Linked DNA regions of Homo sapiens: regions 2, 3, 4 and 5 are each linked to region 1. Evidence: chromatin contacts called from ENCODE Hi-C or POLR2A ChIA-PET data. All regions are on one chromosome and are shown on one strand. The core of a region is the stretch at or near the end of the contact, and the rest is flanking DNA. Distances in the headings are between cores, read along the strand shown. Region 1 overlaps APCDD1L (APC down-regulated 1 like). Region 2 has its middle 42 kb from the start of CTCFL. Region 3 overlaps PMEPA1 (prostate transmembrane protein, androgen induced 1). Region 4 holds the start of CTSZ (cathepsin Z). Region 5 holds the start of NELFCD (negative elongation factor complex member C/D).

The links. Hi-C counts contacts between places; a loop is a spot of excess contacts on that map. ChIA-PET counts read pairs that join two places held with the same protein, here RNA polymerase II (POLR2A). Pooled maps may share reads with other maps.
Region 2: a loop to region 1 is called in a map of sciatic nerve, with 10 times the contacts of the local background. The contact joins two enhancer-like sites. A Hi-C loop is called at or near these places in 2 of 168 maps with a recorded cell type or tissue (GM12878 and sciatic nerve), 5 of 37 single-sample maps with no recorded cell type and 3 of 50 pooled maps.
Region 3: a loop to region 1 is called in a map with no recorded cell type, with 11 times the contacts of the local background. The contact joins two enhancer-like sites. A Hi-C loop is called at or near these places in 7 of 37 single-sample maps with no recorded cell type and 5 of 50 pooled maps.
Region 4: a map of GM12878 shows a loop between it and region 1 (2.2-fold over the local background). The contact joins the promoter of CTSZ here to the enhancer-like site in region 1. A Hi-C loop is called at or near these places in 1 of 168 maps with a recorded cell type or tissue (GM12878), 6 of 37 single-sample maps with no recorded cell type and 4 of 50 pooled maps. POLR2A ChIA-PET finds 5 or more read pairs at or near these places in 3 of 52 experiments (AG04450 and WTC11).
Region 5: a loop to region 1 is called in a pooled map, with 4 times the contacts of the local background. The contact joins the promoter of NELFCD here to the enhancer-like site in region 1. A Hi-C loop is called at or near these places in 2 of 50 pooled maps. POLR2A ChIA-PET finds 5 or more read pairs at or near these places in 4 of 52 experiments (AG04450, WTC11 and activated B cell).

What each region holds. Positions count from the first base shown.
Region 1 is chr20:58,457,218-58,459,766 of GRCh38, forward strand. APCDD1L (APC down-regulated 1 like) reads right to left here. Exons shown (of 4, transcript NM_153360.3): 4 at 1,884-2,549. Among named protein-coding and RNA genes, the nearest start is that of APCDD1L-DT, 57 kb to the right of the region's middle. RefSeq lists enhancers at 1,438-1,577, 1,708-1,817. Within about 2 kb of position 1,279, at least 2 of the 41 ENCODE cell types and tissues checked have a DNase peak (open chromatin) inside an H3K27ac peak, as active enhancers do; they include GM12878, where a contact is called at or near this core.
Region 2 is chr20:57,482,128-57,484,676 of GRCh38, forward strand. No RefSeq gene overlaps it. Among named protein-coding and RNA genes, the nearest start is that of CTCFL, 42 kb to the right of the region's middle. RefSeq lists an enhancer at 1,213-1,412 and a silencer at 1,703-1,802. Within about 2 kb of position 1,269, at least 2 of the 41 ENCODE cell types and tissues checked have a DNase peak (open chromatin) inside an H3K27ac peak, as active enhancers do; they include GM12878, where a contact is called at or near this core.
Region 3 is chr20:57,680,070-57,682,618 of GRCh38, forward strand. The region is part of intron 1 of PMEPA1 (prostate transmembrane protein, androgen induced 1); the gene reads right to left. Among named protein-coding and RNA genes, the nearest start is that of PMEPA1, 29 kb to the right of the region's middle. RefSeq lists enhancers at 1-67, 68-591, 418-487, 868-977, 1,388-1,447 and 2 more and a silencer at 1,806-1,969. Within about 2 kb of position 1,287, at least 10 of the 41 ENCODE cell types and tissues checked have a DNase peak (open chromatin) inside an H3K27ac peak, as active enhancers do.
Region 4 is chr20:59,005,975-59,008,523 of GRCh38, forward strand. CTSZ (cathepsin Z) reads right to left here and starts at 1,280. Exons shown (of 6, transcript NM_001336.4): 1 at 1,012-1,280; 2 at 348-511. The coding sequence starts at 1,154. RefSeq lists enhancers at 532-1,343, 2,024-2,183, 2,204-2,313, 2,454-2,533 and a silencer at 964-1,563.
Region 5 is chr20:58,979,980-58,982,528 of GRCh38, forward strand. It overlaps NELFCD (negative elongation factor complex member C/D), which reads left to right and starts at 1,277. Exons shown (of 15, transcript NM_198976.4): 1 at 1,277-1,390. The coding sequence starts at 1,331. RefSeq lists a silencer at 1,133-1,612 and an enhancer at 1,535-2,035.

The DNA.
Region 1 (2,549 bases), core at 29-2,528:
CATTTAAGCGGGGTTGTGTGTGTGAGAAGGAGCAGGCTTTCAGTCTCAGAACCATCAGGAGCGGACTGGAGGCTGCACGCTACTGTTCAAGTCCCCTCTTGAAGTGGGAACAGCTCTTCCCTGCTTGTCTCCGGTCTGCGATGCTAATGGGTATGAATCAGCCCTGACCAGGCCCTGATGCAGTGCTACATTCTGCGTCAGAAAGCTCCAGTCCCTCGTGTCTGAGTCACCTGTGCCCCCAGGAGAGGATGCACAGACCAGGGCCACGTGCTGGTGGGCCTGCGTCACCAAGCCACACACTGCTGTTCAGCCCGGTAGCACCGCTGGGAGATTAAAAGCATGCGCTTAGTGAAAGGCAAAGAGCTTCTTTTGATAACCAGCATCTGTTAGTTAATGGACCTCTGAGAGCTGTATACAATTTCAACTTTTTATTAAAGAAAAAAAGCTCATTTGCTCTCCTGGGAGTTGCACAATGAAATTATCAACTGCATGGGCTTCCCACCCACCCCCCACCTTTCAACGTGACTGAACATGCAATGGAGAACATTAATTTTATCTGGAAATAGGACTCTAGGCTTTCCTCCCCGTCTGTAGATGAGAGCGCTCTCACGTTTTATGTGAAGGGCAGAGACTTAAGGGGCGGGAGCAAAGGGCTGGAAGGAAGGCTTGGTGCCCATGGGCCTCTGGCCCTGTACCAGACAGTCTCAGCCCCTCAGCCTCTGAAATGACCCCTTCCTTTATCAGCCCAGAGTCTTGGAAGCCCTGACCTTCTGCCTGGGAGAAAAGGGATGGTTGCCCTTTCTTCAGCCTTCGTAGCTCCGAGCAGCATCACCTGCCCCCAAACTAACAAGCCCCAGCGAGCAGAGAGCAACTAAGTCCAACTGAGGGGATCCAGGAAGCTGCTGTCCTGCTCAACACACTCCTTCTCATTAGGGATGGCATCCCACGAAGCAACACTAAATTGCCTTCCCCAAATAAAATCAAGGAATCCTATTCCCTCCAAGAGTGAGGAGGACACCCCAAGCCCGTGGGCTGTGATACAGAGGCCCGGATCTCAGGCTCTGGAGCCCAGCCCCTTCTCTCTGTGCCTTAGTGTCCTCGCGCGCAAGACGCAGAGACTCACACACCTCTCACTGACTCAGCTGGGCCTCTCGAGGGTCGCTGAATCTGGTAGATGGAGGTGATCCGTTCACGGGTCTCAGTGTGAGGCTTAACAGGGATAACCAACATTTACTGAGTCACATATTTATTGAAGTTCTTTCTACCATGCACCAGGCACACTGGACCCTTCCGGAAAGATCGCAGGAAGCGAGTCAGAGCCGAGTCTTTTTCGTTGGAGCTTACATTCTAGGCAAATAAGGTCATTTCCGCCAGTGATCAGTTTTCATGACAAAGAACATACAACTGTGATGCAGTGGACTGACAGAAGGACCAGGGAAATGGGGCTGCTCTTTGGGATGCGAATGGTGACATCTTCAGGAGACAACATCTGGTCTGAGACTTGATTGAAAAGAAAGTGCTCAACTTCTGAAGGTCTGGGGGAAGAGAGGCTAGGCGGAAATCAGGGCTTGTGCAAAGGCCCCAAGGCAGCAAGAGCTCCTGTGATCAAGAAACAGAGAGAAGGCCAGTGTGGCCGGGGCATGTGGAGGCGTGGCTGAGCCTTGCAGGCAACAGCGAGCCAGAAGTCGGGCTTTTATTCTGAGTGCAGTGGAAGCCCCTGGGGGGTTTTCAGCAGGACAGGCAGTGGCATGAAAGCAGAACTGAGAGAGCTGGGGTTTACCTCCACTGGTTTTATTCTCTTTCACACATTCTCTGGAAGACACTCCACTTCCTTTCTTTAGAACTGTAATTCCCTTGGTTGACTTTAATAACCAGCAAGAACATTTTTCAGGCTGTTTAATTTTATTAAAAGGTTCAAATTTGATGATAAATGGTGGCATGGTTACTTCAAGCTTCGGATACAAGACCTGCTCAGCCGTGGACATATCATCGACACCCACTGCCATCCCCACCAGGAGCTCCCCCAACCCTGATGTAGTCTGAGACCGTAAATAATGTAATGATTTCTTGTACTTTGGTAAATATGCCAGGAACACTTGTAGCTGTCTGAGAGCTACAGAGAATACTAACTTGGTGGGCTTTTTTTTTTTTTAAGAGGAAGGATGGGTAATAAGTGGAAGCAATTTCAGCAGGCTGACTGAACCCCACACAGTCTCAGGGAGGAAAAGGGCTTCCCTCTGAAACCATCATTAACCTCACAGACAATTGTTCAAAATCTGTGATAAGAGCTAGAGATAGGGATCAGGAGGAGGAAGGAGGGGGTGAGTCATTGGCCCCCAGTCCTGAAAACCCTTGGGCCCACCAGGATGCCAGTTAATTTCACAGTGTACAGATGAGGCCCTGGGAACATGGGCAGAGTCCCTGGGGAGGCACAGCCTGTTCCCACCATGATGACAGTCCCCTCTGAGCAGAGGACACCAATATATTAGGATTATGGCAAGGAGGCTGGGCAAGGCGGAGCTGCCTAGATGTCGCCATGTAGCCTGGTG
Region 2 (2,549 bases), core at 19-2,518, 980 kb before region 1:
AGAGGGGGAGGAGAGGGGGAGGAGAGGGGGAGGAGAGGGGGAGGAGAGGGGGAGGAGAGGGCAAGGAGAGGTCTTCGGCATCCTTATGGTGAAAACCACATTTTCTCCTCCCCATTTCCCTGGTAGCTGGGAAGCGCATTCAATTAACGTGTATTGATTGGCTTGAGGAAATCGGGCTCCCAGAAGTCTAGGGCCTTGCTTAAGGTCACCTAGCGGTGGGGCAGGAACTGGGACACAGTTTTAATTTGACTCCGGAGCCCTGGACTGGCCTTGTAATTGGTACTTCTTGTGCAGTGCTCACGGACACCTCAGCTGAATGAAGGCCGTGCAGGTGGCTGGACAGAAACGCCCTGTAGCCCGCATCCCTCACGTTCAAGGCTTCTGTTTTTTCAGCACTCATTTCTAAGTGGCTTGCAGCCTTGCAAGATGAATTGTGGAAGTGCATGGGCACAGTACTTAAAAACATAGAGTCCCGAGCTGAGGCAGGTCTGCCCTTTCCAGTTATTTTCCAATCCTTGTGATTACAAAGAGGTTTCTTATTTAGGGGTGAGCCTGACTTTCACACTCGGGCAGGCTCCACTGGCAGCCAGCCTCCTGTGTCCCAGCCTCCAACAGAAGTTAAAGACACGAGGAGGGTTCAATGCATTCACTTTGGGGGATCCCTCCTGCTTATTAAGAAAATGATTTTCCATTTTTGGTAACAGTAGAGTTTTCTTTTAAAATTATTTAAGTAAATTTGGGGAGCAAATGCTACAGATAGTTATGGAAGGCATCCTGAGCTGATGGGCAGTTGCTGGATTTGATGGGAAACCAGGATCCAATTCAATTTCCCAGAGAACCCGAGGCCTGGCGCGGGCAGGGAGGGTCAAGGAAGGGAGGAGCCCAGGGTCCGGCCCTCGGCCCCAATCAGGGAATGCAGCTGCCTCAGAAAATGCTGGCTTTCATATGTCAGGGACAAAAGGGACCCTTTTTTCTCCCCTTTTTTTAGTTAGAAGGAAACCTTTGAGCCATTTATAAAGACAGGCTCGCTGACTTATGGGAAAGTGGGCTTCTCTACTGTCATTTACTAACTGGTATGCTTTAGCTCTGTGTCCCCACCTGAATCTCATCTTGAATTATACTCCCATAATTCCCACGTGTTGTGGGAGGGACATGGTGGGAGATCATTTGAATCATGGGGGCAGTTTCCCCCATACTGTTCTCATGGTAGCGAATAAGTCTCATGAGATCTGACGGTTTGATCGGGGGTTTCCGCTTTTGCATCTTCCTTATGTTCTCTTGCCGCCGCCAAGTAAGAAGTGTCTTTCACCTCGCGCCATGATTGTGAGGCCTCCCCAGCCATGTGGAACTGTAAGTCCAATTAAACCACTTTTACTTTCCAGTCTCGGGTATGTGTTTATCAGCAGTGTGAAAACCGACTAATACGCTAACTGTCATGTGTCTGGACGTGCGAAAAATCCCTAAATGGGTGAGAATCATGTGTTTCTGCTACAGTCTGTTTCAGCAATGCAAGTCTTGGGATGGATTAGATCAACCTTAAGTAATAAGAACAAACCCAGTCTTCAGAAAACTTTTGGGGGTTCCAATAGCATTTACCATGGGGCCTGGTGAAACATGAGCTTTGTTTCATCCGGCTGCTGCTTTGCGGGAGGATGGAGCAGAGCAGGAGGGGGCATGGCTCCAGACAGGTCGGGAACATTCTCAGAGTTGGGCCCCTGGATGACCCTGTCCTGGTCAATGCAAATACAGAGCCCCACCCTGGCAAGAGGGGAGAGGCACTGCCGTGATTTCAGTTTGTCTTCTGTCATGTTCTGGTGACCTCTCAACAGTGCTGTGGTCCTTGGGGCATGTGCACTGGGAGTGGGGGGCTTTTCGCTCACCTCTGAGGAGATCCTTTCTCCCTCCAGTGTCGATTCATTCTCACTTAATTAAACTTCAAGTTTTAAAAATGAGAACTGTCCAACCCAAGTGTCATCAATAGATAAACAGATAAACAAAATGTGATCCCCCTCATGCAAAGGAAAATTATTCACCCTTAAAAAGGTAAAAAAATTCTGACACAGGCTACAGCATGGATGAACCTCAGTGAATTATGCTCAGTGAAATAACCCAGGCACATAGAGTAGTGAAATTCATAAGGGATGGGAAGGAGAATGGAGGTCTCCAGGGGCTGGGTGGAGGGGGATACGGAGTTAATGTTTAATGGGGGCAGAGTTTCAGTTCGGCAAGATGAAAAGAGTTCTGGAGATGGGAGTACAACAAGGGGAATGTGCCTAACACCCCTGAACTGTACGTATCATGGCTAAGATGGCCAATTTTCTTTTTTTTTTTTTTTAAGATGGAGTCTTGCTCTGTCGCCCAGGCTGGAGTGCAGTGACGTGATCTCGGCTCACTGCAAGCTTCGCCTCCTGGGTTCACACCATTCTCCTGCCTCGGCCTCCTGAGTAGCTAGGACTACAGGCACCTACCACCACGCCTGGCTAATTTTTTTTTTTTTTTTTTTTTTTTTTTTTTTTAGTAGAGACGGGGTTTCACTGTATTAGCCAGGA
Region 3 (2,549 bases), core at 37-2,536, 780 kb before region 1:
GGAGTCTGGCTTGCACTGCAAGCCCCAGGGAACCGTCGGGGGATGAGTGGATGGTAAAAACGACTTCTGCCCGTCAGACACTCAGACACACCAGCGGGGAGAGCTGCAGCCACTCCAGCTTTAGCTGGGTTGTGCTAAGAGCTTTAAGTGCATTATATCATTCAAAGCTCCCAAGGAGCCGCTTTGGGGAGTCCCGTCAACACCCGCATTCTGCAGATGAAGGGACTGGGACCTCAAGGGCAGCTGCTAGGGCTAAGGTGTGGTTCTTCTACCGGAGATGATTTTGCCCCAGGGGACATCTGGCCATATCTGGAAACACTTGTGGTTGCCACAACTGGGAGGGGGTGTTACTAGCATCCAGTGGGCGAGGGGAAGTAGCTAAACATCCACCCTGCCACGCACAGGGAAGTCCCCCACAGAAAAGAATTATTGAGCCCAAACGTCAGCACCAAGGTCGAGAAACTCTGGATTAAATCAGATGATAGTGAATATCTCAGGCACAGTGCCGGGTGCATAGTGCTTGCTCAATAAACATTAGCTAGGCAACAGCTGATTCCTAATTAGGCCTCAATGTGAAGACAGAAGCAGGGACTGAAACCACACACAACCGGTTTGAAGAATAACAACAACTTAGTCTAAAAACATCTGCTTTGAAAGCAAACGCTTAGGAAAGGGCAGTTGTTCATTTCACACTTGGATTGTACATTTCTGTAGGCTGGAGTCGCAACCACCTTGATCACCGATCAACGCACACTGGCACCAACCACCATGCCAGACACACAGGAGGCACTTCGTAAATGCTTGTGAAATGAATACATGGGTGAGGGAAAGTGGCGGAGAGCAGTCTGCGTGAGGACGTAAGCACAGGTCCTTCTCTGGAGGCAGGAGAATGAAAATCATCCCACGGGTCGGGGCCGGGTCAGTGAGGAAGGGAGGGAAGGAGTTCTGAGAATGTCAATCTGCAGGACAACTTCTAGTTTCCACCTTTTGCATGAGGGATTTCCAAGTGCCCCAGGGCCTGGGAGTCCCCATTCATCAACCCTGGGTGCTACCAGGGACAGGGCCCATTGTGATTTGTGAGGCCTGCCTGAGTGCTGGTGGGGCAGGGGTGAGGCAGGCGCCCATGCTCCTTCCTGACCTCTCCAGCACGCTCCATCCACTTGCATGGAATCACGGCAGTGGGGAATGAGAAACACCCCTCCATCACTGCCACTGGGAACCCCCGTCCCTCCAAACCTGCCGCCTGCCTGAGCTCCTGAGGGCACCCTCACCCTGCATGGGCCTCCTTCCTGCCAGGGAGGGAGCCCTGTGCGAGGCAACCAGGGGTTGCCCCGGAGCCAGTCCCACTTCTGCCATCTGCGGGTGACAGCGAGAGACCTCTCTAGGGTGTCCCCTGCCTGAGACGACCGTGAGGATGGTGTGGCGCTGCCTCTTACAAGGGTGGTCCCAGCATCAAGAAGGGAACGGCCCTCCCAGACCTTTCACTGCTTAAAATAACCAACTTTTTAATTTAGCAACCATTGTCGTTTCACGTTCAATTCTGTAAGCAATAATAGAGCTCTCCACGTACCCTCCACCTCCTCCCCTGCTGGCAGCACCTTACAAAACTCGATTCTCTGTGGTTTTCCCAGAATCAGAACTTGTGTACGCTTTAGTCACCCCCTCATTTTACAGAAGAAGGAACTGCAACCTGGTCAGTCCCCCCTCAAGGTGACACGGCCAGCTGGGAACTGGACATGGCCACCACACCTAGCTTAGCAGACCTCACCCTCTCGGCTTCTCCTCTCTGCCTGAGGTACTCCCCCCAAGGTCTTCCCACCGCTGACTCCTTCTCATCCCTCATTCTCAGCACAAGGTCAGCCCTGCTGAGAGACCCTCTCAGACCAATAAAGCAGCCCCCAGGCACAGTCATGTGACACTGTCGAATCTCCTCCTCCGTTCAGTATCTGACTCTGTTTCCCATCTGCACCAGACTAGTAGCTCCCTGAGGGCAGGCTCAGGCCTGTTCCATTCACCAGGTCCTCCCATCTCCAGTGGCACAGGGAAGGAGCTCACCTACTGGATAAATGAACAGAAGATGGGTGATTCGCCCAAATACCGGGTCTGTCCTCCTTCCTTAGGTCACTATTACACACAGACAGACACAGCTACCTTCGATGGGAGGTGACGGCGTAGCAAAGGCTCCCAGTGGGAATGAAGGCTTGAGCTGAGTGTGAATGGTGCTCAGAGCGGGGGACCAGCTCCACCAGCGGTTCCCTGTGTGACCTTGGGCAAGCTGTTCTCTGAGCCTCGGTGGTTTCATCCATAAAATGGGGAAATGACAGCCCGCTGCCCTTGCATACCTAAGCACAAAGTCACTGGTAACTAGGGGCCCAGGTTCTGGGTCTCCCTGGAGTGTCGGGGTCCTAGGCGCCGGCCCAGAGGAGTTTCAAAGTCAGCCTTTAACTGCCCTCCCAGTAAAGAGGCTGCTGAATGCTACAGAGCAGGCTCCCGTGCCCACCGCCCCACACCTGGAAGACGAAAGGACACGAGAAGGAGAGGCACAGCTG
Region 4 (2,549 bases), core at 30-2,529, 550 kb after region 1:
TTTACTTCTGTATCCTCAAATACAGCCTGGGGACTCAGTGATTTTGCATTTCTGTTTCTATCCCAATGGCTGAGGTCACAAGCTTTGGGGGAGAGAGGGCACCTGGCAGCCACTTGTCACTGGGATTCAGTCCTAGTCCTGCCTGTCACCCAAAAGCCCCAGAATGACCCAGCTTGGGTCACCTCAGCAGAGGGCAAAGGCCCGCGCTCCTCGGCCTTAGCACCCCAGCCCAGGCTGACCTGGCCTTGAATCACAGGCCCCTGGAACCGCGGGCTGAGCTGCCTGGGCCTATAAACAGGCAGCCGGGATGGGCTTTCCTGGCCCACAGTCAAAGGGCGGCCACTCACCCGCCATAGCGCTGGTGCTGGCGTGGGCCCAGCAGGAGCCGCAGTATTGGGGGATGTGCTGGTTCCGGGTGATGCTGGCATAGTTGACACCATCCACATTGCGCCAGTCCCAGCTCTTGGGCAGATCCGCTGGGGACAGGTACTCATGAGGCCGGGGGTATGTGCTGAGAAGAGATCATCCCCACCCAGATCGGTGCTGGGGCTCCCGGGGGCCGTGGGCCCAGGAAGCCCTCGGTAGGGCCCTCCCGCCTTTCCCAACACCTGAGGGCATGGGAGTGGGGCCACAATCACCAGAGGTGAGCCAGGTGTGGGCCCACCTCACACTAGGAGGCTCCAGCGCTCTCAGAATGTGAAGGAGGCAGGGCACCCCCGAAAGGAGGGAACCGGGTTGCTCCCCCAGCCATGCCGCGCCGTAAGGGCCACCCCCAGAGGCCGAGGAGGTGGGGCTGGCCTGGCTTTCTGGCCAGGTGGGGCTTGTCCAACCCCACAAACATCAGGGCTCACCCTGGATGTGGAAGAGAAGGAGCGACCCCCAAAACGAAGCGGCTGGATCTGACCTTCCAAGGCCTGTTGGCGACGCAGGGCCCCCAGGAGGCAGAGCGCGCGCCTGGCCCGGGCGATGGGCCTCCCGTCCCCCCAGGGCTGCCTCCCCGCCGGTGCCCACCTGCGCCCCAGCGGAGCCAGCCCGTCCCCCCGCAGAGGCCGGTAGCAGGTCTGTCCCCGGCGGAAGTAGAGGCCGCCCTGCGCCGCGCCCGCCAGCAGCACGAGCAGCAGAAGCGGCCGCCACCCTGGCCCGCGCCTCGCCATGGCCCCGCGCCGGCTCCTGGGTCCCGCTCCGGATCCCGCTCCGAGTCCCAGATCCCGCGCCGGCTCCCGCTCTGGATCCCGCCCCGGCCTCGGCCTCGGCCCAGCACCCGGCCGACCCCGCACTTTGGGCCCCTGCCCCGCCCGGCCCTTAAGGCTGCGGCGGCCAGGCCGGGACACTCCCCCGGGGCGGGGCTGTCCCATCGCTGCTCCTGCCCCGCCCGGTGACCCCTGCCCTCCCCGCCCGGCTCCGCGCCCCGCTCCCTCCCTGGCTCCGGGGCACCTGAACTCGCGGGCCAGGCGCGAGGTCGCCGGGCAGACCCCAGCCTGACCCCGCCGCCGGCCGCCGCCCTGAGCGCGGGACTGTCCGGCTGGACTCATTTGCCGGGGTTCCTGGCTTCGGGGTGGGGGGCCGCAGGCTCATGGGCCCCCTTGGCCCTGCATTCCTGGGGCCCTGAGCCCTGGGGAGAGGCCCCCAGCCTCACATCTGGGCCCAGGCCTCCCCTAGGAAGGGATCCTGGGATGCGGCCACCGCCCCCAAAGAAGGGTCCCCGCGCCTGGCTTTCTAAACCCCTTTTCCCAAAGGCCCAGGCCCTTTCGGGGGGACGGTTCCCTTTTGCAGAGAAGGAAGGAGGGATCCTTCTAGAAAATGCCCCAAAGGAAGATTCCACTTGGCGCAGGCATCAGGAGTTATCCAATGTGACTTCCAAAGACGCCTTGAAAAGGTTTTCTGCTAACGAAACTCTTCTTAGTCAAATGAGGAACCAAAAGCAGAAGTGGCCCCCCAGGACGTGGTTTTGTAACTGGGGGAGGGCTTCTCGCTCCCTGCGGCCCCTCTGTTTGTCATGGCCCTTGGGCCCACACCATGGCCTTCTTCTCTGGTAAGAACAGGGCCCGGCATTCTGGGCTGCGACCTGACAGGCCCCTGCTGGGGGCCCTTGGCACAGGGCCCACAGATGAGCTTGCCTGACTCTCTCCATACTCAGTGGCACTCACCACATTCCAAGCGTGCCACGTGGGCAAGGGGAAGTCACAGTGGCTGCCTCCTGACTTCCAGAAGCTTCCATGACCATTCCCGGAAGCGCTGAGGTGGCCATGGAATCCCCGCATGACTGTCCGAGTGGAGAGCAAGGCTGGAGAGCTGCTTCGTCAGCCCAGAAGTTTCAGTCCTTGTTCCCCAAAAAGTGGTCACTGAGGCAAAGTGTGGCCCCGGGGCTCTACCTACTGATGTGTCTCTTATTTGTTTGGCAAGTCGCTCATGGAAACCATTAGTGTCCATCAGTCATCAGAAGGCGGGGTGGGGTGGCCATCCTGGGAGAAGTCCCCAAGCTTGAGCTGGCGGTGGGGGTGGGAGCGAGGCCTCCCAACCTCTGGGCATAAAAGGAGTGGAAAGAGAAT
Region 5 (2,549 bases), core at 27-2,526, 520 kb after region 1:
AAAACACAACAACCAAACAAAAACCTTTCCGTGATCATCAGGAGGCTGTCATATTCTCACCCCCTACTTCACGCTGGGAATCGAGCTGCGGGCTTTACAACAGCGTCAGCTGCTCCCTTTGGCAACGACCAGAGAGGTCCTTTCTCCAGAGATTTTTGTCAGCTCTGGGCACTTTTGCTTTGTGGGCCTATCTTCCACTTTATAAAAAATTAAAAATGCTACTTTCCACTGCATTCAGTACTTTTTCTTCTCTTTTCTTTTTTCTTTTCTTTTCTTTCTTTCTTCTTTCTTTCTTTTTCTTTTTCTTTTTTTTTTTTTTTTTGACACAGTTTCACTCTGTTGCCTAGGCTGGAGTGCGGTGGTGTGATCTTGGCTCACTGCAACCTCCACCTCCTGGGTTCAAGCGGTTCTCGTGACTCAGCCTCTTGAGTAGCTGAGACTACAGGCGCCCGCCACCATGCCCAGCTAATTTTTGTGTTATTAGTAGAGAAGGGGTTTTACCATGTTGACCAGGCTGGTCTCGAACTCCTGACCTCAGGTGATCCGCCCGCCTCGGCCTCCCAAAGTGTTGGGATTACAGGCGTGAGCCACCGTGCCCTGCCCTTTTTATGTATGTATTTATTTATTTGAGATAGGGTCTCGCTCTGTCGCTCAGGCTGGAGTGCAATGGTGCGATCTTGGCTCACTGCAACCTCCGCCTCCCGGGTTCAAGCGATTCTCCTGCCTCAGTCACCCGAGTACCTGGGATTACAGGCGCATGCCACCACGCCCGGCTAATTTTTGTATTTTGAGCAGAGACGGGGTTTCACCATGTTGGCCAGACTGGCCTCGAACTCCTGACCTCAAGTGATCCGTCAGCCTCGGTCTCCCAAAGTGCTGGGATTACAGGCGTGAGCCCCCACGCCCGGTCGCGTTTAGTACTTTTTACCAAAACTAAAAGAAATTAAAACACTTTCGTGGGTCCTGGACACTTCCGGAAGGATTTGTTTCCAGCTGCCAGATGAGGAAACTGGGGCTCGCAGAGCCGGCGCCGCAGGGGAGGGGCTGTGCACGAATCCAGTGGGAAACCTCTCTCCGGAGCTAAGCCCCTGGTCCACCCGGGCATCGCTCCGGGATCGACTGGGGGCGTTCCTTCCGCCGGTCCCCTTTGTTCCCAGTGCCGAGCCCGCGGCCCTGCCCTTCCTCCAGGCCCCGCCCCTTCTTCCAGGCCCCGCCTCCCGCCCGGGCCGAGGCGCGCGGCCGCGCGTGCGCCCGCCCGCCCGTCCCCGCCTCGCGCATGCGCCGCGCTCGCTCGCGGGAGGGCATGGCGGGGGCCGTGCCGGGCGCCATCATGGACGAGGACTACTACGGGAGCGCGGCCGAGTGGGGCGACGAGGCTGACGGCGGCCAGGTGAGGCGGGGCACTGGGCGCACCCTAGAGAGAATCGTTCGTCTCCGCCGCCGGCGGGCCGGCCCCACTCCCGGAGAGGCCGCGCGGCGCGAGGCTGCGGGCGTGCGGGGGGTGTGCGCGCGCACGGCCCGCGCGGTCACCGTGTGGTTCAAGCACAGCCCGCCCCGCCCCCGCCCGCCCGGGGTCCCGCGGCGCGGCCGCCGGGGTCCCCGCCTCCTCGCCTGCAGGACCTTGGGGTGGGGGTGAGGCGCCGGAGGCTCTGGCGCGGGGCGGCCCGAGGCCCCCAGTACCCCCTCGCTCCGGCCAGGCCCGGCGCCGGCCCTGCGACCCCCGCGGCGGGCGGGACACCAACGCTAAGGTGGAGGGTTGGGTCCGGAGCTCACAGACTTTTAAACAAAAATAAAGTGGAAAAACTTCACAGCAGCATCATGAGGAAAAAGTAGAACTTAGGGCATTCCTACATGTGCTTTACTGTTTTATAAACTGTACTCTTCAGCACCTTGGGCTGATTTCATCTGTTTTTGGGCAAACTGATGGAAAGGATTTTCGGGCCTTGACCTTCCAGGGTTTGGGGTGGAAGCCCAGGAGGGATCACTGTTCCACCCTGAGGACAGGGACTGCAGAGCCAGGGCAGGTAGCTCTAGTCTGGACAGTGTGTCCCCACCTTACTCTAAAGACCCAACTGAGGCGCATGATTGAAATGTAGCTTCTCACGTCCCTCCCCTGGAGACGGCCCAACAGTTGGTCTGGACGGGAGCCTGGGAACTTGCATTTTTTTTTTTTTTTTTTTTTTTTTTTTTTTTTGTGGTGGAGTTTCGCTCTTGTTGCCCAGGCTGGAGTGTAATGGCGCCATCGCGGCTCACTGCAACGTCTGCCTCTCGGATTCAAGCGATTCTCCTGCCTCAGCCTCCCGAATAGCTGGGATTACAGGCACCCACCACCATGCCCAGCTAATTTTTAAAATTTTGAGTAGAGAGGGGGTTTCACCTTGTTGGCCAGGCTGGTCTCAAACTCTTGACCTCAGGTGATCCACCCACCTCTGCCTCCCAAAGTACTGGGATTACAGGCGTGAGCCACTGCTCGTGGCCCAGGAACTTGCATTTTTAACAACAATCAAGATTGGGGATGTCTGGTGCATTTTGAAGTGGTATTATAAGGG